2 separate regions of the Homo sapiens genome follow, and region 2 is linked to region 1. Evidence: read pairs that join two places in POLR2A ChIA-PET (ENCODE). Cell type or tissue: Caco-2. All regions are shown on one strand.

Evidence for each region. ChIA-PET counts read pairs that join two places held together with the same protein. Peaks named below come from ENCODE experiments on the same cell type or tissue, not always from the same donor. Only the 100,000 strongest peaks of a DNase experiment are listed, where the experiment ranks them.
Region 2: POLR2A ChIA-PET joins it to region 1 with 6 read pairs; 8 of 35 experiments call an interaction of 5 or more read pairs at or near these places.

What each region holds. Positions count from the first base shown.
Region 1 is chr21:43,645,045-43,649,044 of GRCh38, forward strand. The region is part of intron 3 of HSF2BP (heat shock transcription factor 2 binding protein); the gene reads right to left. Among named protein-coding and RNA genes, the nearest start is that of HSF2BP, 12 kb to the right of the region's middle. In Caco-2, CTCF peaks have their summits at 717 and 1,804 (motif pointing left); DNase peaks (open chromatin) are centred at 667 and 1,757.
Region 2 is chr21:43,736,147-43,740,146 of GRCh38, forward strand. All of the region lies in intron 2 of PDXK (pyridoxal kinase), which reads left to right. LOC105372824 (a long non-coding RNA gene) reads left to right here and starts at 854. Exons shown (of 1, transcript XR_005647074.1): 1 at 854-1,951. RefSeq lists enhancers at 1,046-1,545, 3,477-4,000. In Caco-2, no CTCF peak of the experiment used is centred here; a DNase peak (open chromatin) is centred at 2,416.

The DNA.
Region 1 (4,000 bases):
AATTTTATGTTGCAGAAATACTGACACTCGAAAAAACAAATATATAATACAAATTTTTAAGTGTTTGATCTCAAAAGCTAGGAAATCATCAGTTTTTATGCCAACATATACCAAGATTTGAGGGTGCTAAGAGCTAATGGTCTAACTTCTTTGATTAAAGTAGCGATGCTTTAGGACAATGATTCTCAAACTTTAGCGTACATCAGAATCCCTGGAGGACTTGATAATACAGAGTCGGCTGGGTTCCATCCACAGTTTCCAATTTGGAACGTCTGGGGTGAGCCTGAGAATTTACATTTCTAACAAGTTCCCAGATGAGACTCATGCTGCCTGTCTGGGACCCACACTTTGAGAACTACTTCTGGGCGATAACCTGGTCTCTCATCACCAATAAAATAAAATGAACATGCAACACATGACCAGCAACAGCAAACAAGGGAACCCATCCACAGGAATGTGAAAAAGCAAAAAAATGGAGAGTAATGGAAGGCAGCTACCTAATATTTGTCACATGAAGGAATTTCACTTCTTTACACATTCCCTCTCCTAATCCTTGAACTGAGAAAAACACAAGGCAACTCTGGTTATCTGTTTCATTCTTGTACTGTCACTTGCGATGAGTGAGAAAGCCTCAAAGAGCCAGGCGCCTGGAAAACGGAACATTACTCCACCCTAGAGGAGAAAAAGCTCACAGACACTTCCTCAACTATCTGCAAACAAACGAGAAGCGGGTAGGGCTTTCGAATCTAGGGGTCTGAGAGGACAAGAGGAAGCCAGAATAAGACACTTGTGGGGACTGCTTAGAACCACACGTGTATCCCCAAAGCTCTAAAGGAAATGTTAAAAAGGAAGGAAGAAAGCAAGCTAGTCTCTAAATTTTCTAGAGACCCCGTCCTAGAAGAAAAATTAGAACCTAAAAGTAAATATTCAGACCAGCTAAACATCATAAAATTGGCTGGCAAAGCTTCTCATAAAATGCGTTTCTTAGGGGCCCGGCTCGGTGGCTTATGCCTGTGTAATTACAGCACTTTGGAAAGCTGAGGTGGGAGGATCACTTGAGGCCAGGAGTTCGAGACCAGCCAGGGTAAGACTCCCATCTCTTAAAAAAAAAAAAAAAAAAGTGGTTCTCAGAAATAGAGCAGAGTGCCTTTGGACTATTTCCTCTCCCTCAAATCACAGTTTCATTTTCTGCTCTTTTAAGAAATATTGTGCCACAATGACTTTCACTGGAATTCTTGATTTTATCCTAATCCCAGCCAAAAAATCAACTAGGAAGCACTATGCTTTAAAAACTACATACTTGCATTATTTGTAACAAAGTTAAATGGAAATACATTATTTATACACATACACACTACAATCATATGAAATACCACCTATGGTCACAGACAAAAATGAACAAACTGAAAAACTGAGATGAAATTTGTGATTTAAAATTTTTTCTTTGCATTTAACTGTTAAATTTGGCTTCTACTATTAAACGGTATATTACTCAAACATGGTAAAAGAGACAGGAAATCTCTACAAGCCTTATCATGTGTAAAAACCTGTGGGAATTAACTTTGACCACCCAAAACGGCTCTCTTGCATTACGGTAATTTCATAATCACTTGTTCCAGACAGCTGTATGCAACCCTAGTGTAAGTTAACATACCAAAGGGACAGGGTTAAAACATCCCACTCTACGATAGGCAATCTCATAGAATTCCAGTCAGTCATCAGGGAGGCCACACCCATCTACGCCAGGCTCCTGGGGAGGTGACAAGTGCCCTTCTGCTGTATGAGGCCGCCACCTTGTGGCCAGATGGGAGCATTGCTGCTGCCTCGGAACAGAACCCTGACCTTGCATTTTCAACTTGGCCCCACTGCATGCATGCTACCTAAAAGCACCCTGAAGGCAGGGATTTGCATAGGTTTTCTTCTATGCCCACCCTCCAAATGTCTATATGGAATATAGTAGGCAATACATAAATATTTGTCACATAAATTTATTTCACTTCTTTATACATTCCTTCTGCTAATCTTTGAACCAAGAAAAACACATGGCTACTTTATCTGTATGTCTCATTCTCATACAATAAGAATATATTACTTTTATATTTTTTTAAGCCCAGAGACAGAAATAATATGAACAGTGAATATTACAAACAACCTAAATCATAGACCATTTAAACATCTATGTATCTTCTGAAACAACAATTTTTTTTTTCCCCGAGACGGTGTCTCTCTGTCAGTGCAGTGGCACGATCTCAGCTCACTGCAACCAACGCCTCCCAGGTTCAAGTGATCCTCTTAACTCAGCCTCCCGAGTAGCTGGGACTACAGGCGCCTGCCACCAACCACGCCTGGCTAATTTTTGTATTTTTAGTAGAGATGGGGTTTCACTATGTTGGCCAGGCTGGTCTTGAACTCCTGACCTCAAGTGATCTGCCCATCTTGGCCTCCCAAAGTGCTGGGATTACAGGCGTGAGCTGCTGCACGCAGTCCATAATCCTTTCTTAATACAGGTCTAATAACATGAGAATGGCTGTGTCTCTTGATGCTCAATTTATTCACAGGGAGGGTACAGAAAGCTAGAAAGGAAAATAAGGGTTTCTAAAACACTAATCAAAGAAAACTGCACAAACGGCGTCAATTTATCTTACCATTTCTTTATCACCTGGTATGTGAGGTCAGGAGTTCAAGAGCAGCCTAGACAACATGGCAAAACCCCATCTCTACTAAAAATACAAAAATTAGCCCAGCGTGGTGGTACACGCCCATAGTCCCAGCTACTCGGGAGGCTGAGGTATGAGGACTGCTTGAACCTGGGAGGCGGAAGTTGCAGTGAGCCAAGATCACGCCAGTGCGCTCCAGCCTGGGCGACAGAGCAAGACTTCATCTCAAAAAAAAAAAAAAAAAAAAAAAACTAAAATCAATCTTGCTGAACTCAAATTAATTCTGTTGATTTCCCAAACCAGAGTCAGGGAATTTTGCTTTTCATTCACTGACACACATATATGACATGAACAGCAGAGCGGTCACGGGTGATATTAAAACACCACACACCTCTTCCGCCTCCATCTTGACCACCTTGCCACCTTCTCTGTCCATAAGCTCCCCAAGTGTTTTTTTTCCCTCTACTTTCCTATGTTCTGGACAATCTCCACCCTGATCTGTGCCCCAAGAGGCAGATGTGAAGACCCACAGTAACAAGGCTCCCTCGTCCTATGGCTTCCTGTTGGATGCAATAGCAGCCCCGCAGGAAACTGGAGGACTAGAGAAGATGACCAAGGATGGGACATGTCTCCCCACTCCATCCTCCCTGCTGGGCTTCATCCTCCTGGGTGAGGTCCCAGGTGCTGTCAAGCATCTTGTCTGGAGCAACGCCTCTCGCCACGTCTGGTACCTCTCTCCCTTCTGCTCCTTCAGCCCAGGGGAGGCAATGGCGCTCCACTCGTTAGTTCCCGGATGCTTCTTTCTCCAGGCACTGGTTCCCCCAACCCTGATCACACTTTAATCTCTTCACTTTACTCCGTTTACTCCTTTTGTTCCCTGCCAGGATATGGATGTGACACACTCTTCATGTTCTTTTATCTGGGCCACAATAAACTCCGAGTCAAAGTAATAATCCTTTTTTGGTGCTGACTCTTTGGTTCTACTCTTCATGGATATTTCTCAAGTTCTTATTTCTACAGACTACAAATAATTCTTCCCAGAACTGAAATGGGGGTACCCCGTATCAAACTCTCAGGAAATTAATCTCAAAATATCCTACACTTTAGAAATCACATAGCGCAGTGGTTTTCAAATCCTACTGCTAAGAATCTAAGAGTACCTGGGGAACAACTACAGTCCCATAAACATTCAATTAATATCTCCATTTTACAATGTTATTTACAATTTTTATTTGGAAGTAATTTCAAATTCACAAAAACTAATGCCAAAAAAAATTCCTGTTATCTCTCTTTACCCAGACTTACCTACTATTAACATTTTGTTTGCCTCATTTGCTCATCAT
Region 2 (4,000 bases), 91 kb after region 1:
TACCCTCTGTCTAAGGGCTAGAGGTGCTTATTTTTCACCAAACTCACCTCCAGGAAGCATTTTACTGGTCCTGATTATGCACAAAGAAAGATGTCTGCATGCACGACGGGCCTCCCGCATTGTAGGGGCTGTTCTGCTCCGGGCACCCTTGTTCCAGGGCTGCGCTCCCCGGGCTGTCTCAGGGGCCACGTTGTCATGTTCCTCCTGCTGCGTGGCCCATCGTGCGTGCCCAGGACCAGCTCACGCCCTGTGTGACCGGCCACGTGAGCCCAGCCACAAGCAGCCGTGCGGACACTCGGGCCGTTTCCACTTTTTGGCTGTTGGGGTCATGCTGCCATGAACGTTTGTCTCAGTTCTCCAGTGAGCACCTAGGAGTTGAAGGTGGGGTTGCACAGGCTGCGCCTGATTTGGCAGGGAGCTGGGATGATGCTGCCAGGGAGCTCATTCGCGACTCTGCCCAGGGTTTTCCTTTTCCTTTTTCTGTTTTTTTTTTTTTTTTTTTGTGAGACAAGGTCTCCCTCTGTCATTCAGGCTGGAGTGCAGTCCTGCGGTCATGACTCACTGCAGCCTTGACTTCCTGAGCTCAAGAGATCCTCCCACCTCACCCTCTTAAGTGGCTGGGTCTACAGGTGTGCACCACCACACCGAGCTAATTTTGCTATTTTTCATAGAGACGGAGTCTCACTATGTTGCCCAAGGTGGTCTTGAACTCCTTGGGCTCAAGCGATCCTGCCCCCTCAGCCTCCCAAAGTGCTGGGATTACAGGTGTGAGACTCCACGCCCAGTCTTTTCTTTTTTCTTTTTTAGAGACAAGGTCGGTCTCTGTCGCCCAGGCTGGCGTGAAGTGGCGCAACCAGCTCACTGCAGCCTTGACCTCCTGGGCTGAAGCAATCTTTCTGCCTCCACCTCCCGAGTGGCTGGGACTATAGTTGTGCACCAGCACGCCCACCTCCTGCCCAGGGTTGTTACTGGGGTGGTCACGTGGGCAGCTTCTGCCTGGGATGGGCCACAAAGCCAGACTCCCGGCAGGGACACGGGTGTTCCACACAAGCTGCGTTGTTGGTTCCCTGACGCCCTTCAGGCTGGGGGGTGGGAAAGCCGATCCCCCAAGTGCCTGCAGAGCCCACCTGGCGCAGGCCTCGCCGCCTCGAGGCTGCTGCTCGCACTTCTGCCCCTTCCCCCGGCCAGGCCCCCGTTCCTTGAGGCCGTACCACAAGGTGCGTTCATTTTTCCACACCGTGAGCTGGGCTTGGCAGAGCCTCCACCTTGTGGCCAGTATTCCCAGTGGCCCCTTTGAGAGGATTTCCTGGAGCTCCCTGTCTGAGCTTCCCGGACTGAGGGCACTGGGAAGGAGCCTGCGGAGCTGGAGGTCAGCGGGTGGACGGGTTGCGCTGTCCTGGCTTTCGGAGTGTAGAGCCAGAGGGGATGGGACAGGTGCCCTGCTGCTGGGCTTGGTGGTCCCTGCTGCAGGGAAGGGGCAGCTGGTGTGAACACAAGGAGCTGCGGGGCTGGAGAAGGCCAGGGCCAGGAGCCTGCCGACGGACACCAGCGAGGGGCCAGGCCGGGCCAGGAGCCTGCCGACGGACACCAGCGAGGGGCCAGGCCGGGCCAGACTCCCTGGCCGGCTGGGATCTGACAGGAGTGCCAGGCTCCTTGGGCCGCCCGAGGAACCGCTTGTTTGCCTGTGCTTTTTCATCTGTAAATGGAATGAGTTGGACACAAGATCCAAGCGCCCTCCCCTGTTGGAGAAGGTTCTTGTGGGCTCTGGGCCCATCCCACATCCCACAGTGGGCAGGAGGCCACCAAGAGGTGCAAGACCATGCCCTCTGTTTCGATAGGAAGCTGGGCCTCAGAGGGGCCTGGGGCCTGTGTCTGAGACCCGGCCAAGTGCTGGACGTCTCCCCTTCCTCATGGCTGTTATGGCTGAATTACGTCCCCCCAAATTCTCATGTTGCAGCCTTAACCCCAGCACCTCAGTGTGGGACTGGGTTTGGAGATGGAGCCCCTACAGAGGTCAGCAGGTTAAAAGAGGCCATCAGGGCTCTGGGTGGGCCCTGATCCAAGCTGCTTGGTGTCCTTGTAAGAAGAAGAGATGAGGACACAGACACACACAGAGGGACAGCCCCATGAGGAAACAGGGAGGCAATGCCGTCTGCAAGCCCAGGGCAGAGGCCTCAGGAACCAGCCCTGGTGACACCTGGACCTTGGACCCCCGTGCCCAGGACAGTAGGAGAATTGGAGCCGCCTGGCTGCAGTCCTTCCCGATGGCACCCTGTATTAGTCCGTTCTCACACTGCTAATTGTTGGGAAAAGGGCTTGTGGAATGCCTGTATAAACTGGCCATGAAAATATGGGACAATAAGTTGTGGAAAGCCACAAGAGGCCTCTGAGGAGGAAAGCCTCCTAATTGCCATCATGTTCGCATGCTCAGGGCGAGACCTGCTGTCTTATCTGTAAACACCGTGTTCAAGGAGAAAGACATTCCTTCGAAGCACTGGACTGTGGACAGACACACGAGCTCCTGGTTAAGCCCGCTCCCACCAGCTCCTGTCCGATAAGTTAAAGATACGCTGTTTGAGCACAAAGGAGATTCATTGAAACCGCTATTGCTGTAGATTACGCCTGTGACGCACTGCCTCCCTTTCACTGTTTCGCCCTGAATATCTGCTTCTCAGATCTAAGTGACTGTACTCAATAAATAGCGTGGAGACCAGAGCTCAGTGCCTTTTGCAGCCTCCATTTTGCCACTGGCCCCCTGGCTCCTACCTTTATGAACTCTTTTCTTTTTCTTTTTTTTTTTTTTTGGAGACGGAGTCTCACTCTGTTGCCCAGGCTGGAGTGCAGTGGCGCGATCTCCACTCACTGCAAGCTCCACCCCCTGGGTTCATGCCATTCTCCTGCCTTAGCCTCCCAAGTAGCTGGGACTACAGGCACCCGCAACCACGCCCGGCTAATTTTTTTGTATTTTTAGTAGGGACGGGGTTTCACAGTGTTCACCAGGTTGGTCTCGATCTCCTGACCTCACACACCACGCCCAGCTAATTTTTGTATTTTTTAGTAGAGATGAGGTTTTGCCACGTTGGCCAGGCTGGTCTCGAACTCCCGACCTCAGGTGATCTGCCTGCCTGAGCCTCCCAAACTGCTGGGATTACAGGCGTGAGCCACCGCACCCGGCCCCACCTTTATGAACTCTTAACCTGTCTCTTCTCATTCCTTTGTCACTACCGGACGTTGGATACACCATGGGTGGTGTTGAGGCTGGTCCCCAACACTAATAAAGACATACCTGAGACTGGGTCATTTGTAAAGGAAAAAGGTTTAATGGACTCACAGTTCAGCAGAGCTGGGGAGGCCTCAGGAAACTTACAGTTATGGCAGAAGGGGAAACAAACACCTCCTTCACATTGGCGGCAGGAAGGAGAAGTGCAGACTGAGGGGCCCAGGGTTTTAAAAGCCCCTTGAAACCATCAGCTTTTGTGAGAACTCAGTCACTATCATGAGAACAAGATGGGGGAACCACCCCCATGATTGAATGACCTCCTGCCAGGTCCCTCCCACAACATGTAGGGATTATGGGAACTGCAATTCAAGATGAGATTTGGGTGGGGACACAGCCAGGCCATGTCACCTCCCCAGGAAAGGAGCACATGTGCAGCAGTGGTGAGTCCCACCCTGCCTGGAAAGATATCAAAATCCGAGGGCAGAAAGGACCAGGAGGGACCATTGCTCACCTCCCTCCTCCTACCCCTTACCCCAAACCCCGCCCCAGCCTGGCAGAAGCCTCCTCAGGACACACCCTCCACCGGAGGGGCAGGCTGCTGTGTGAGGCACTGACCTCGCCCGCAGTGGATACCACCTGCCCCTCCTGACCCCAGTGACTGTTAACCCAGAGTCCATCAGGGGCTTGGTCTCTGGCAGACCCACCCCTCAGTGCGTACACTCTGGTGTCCCGGGCAGAGTACAGGGCAGGCGCCCCCAGGTGCACCCCCCAGATGCCGCA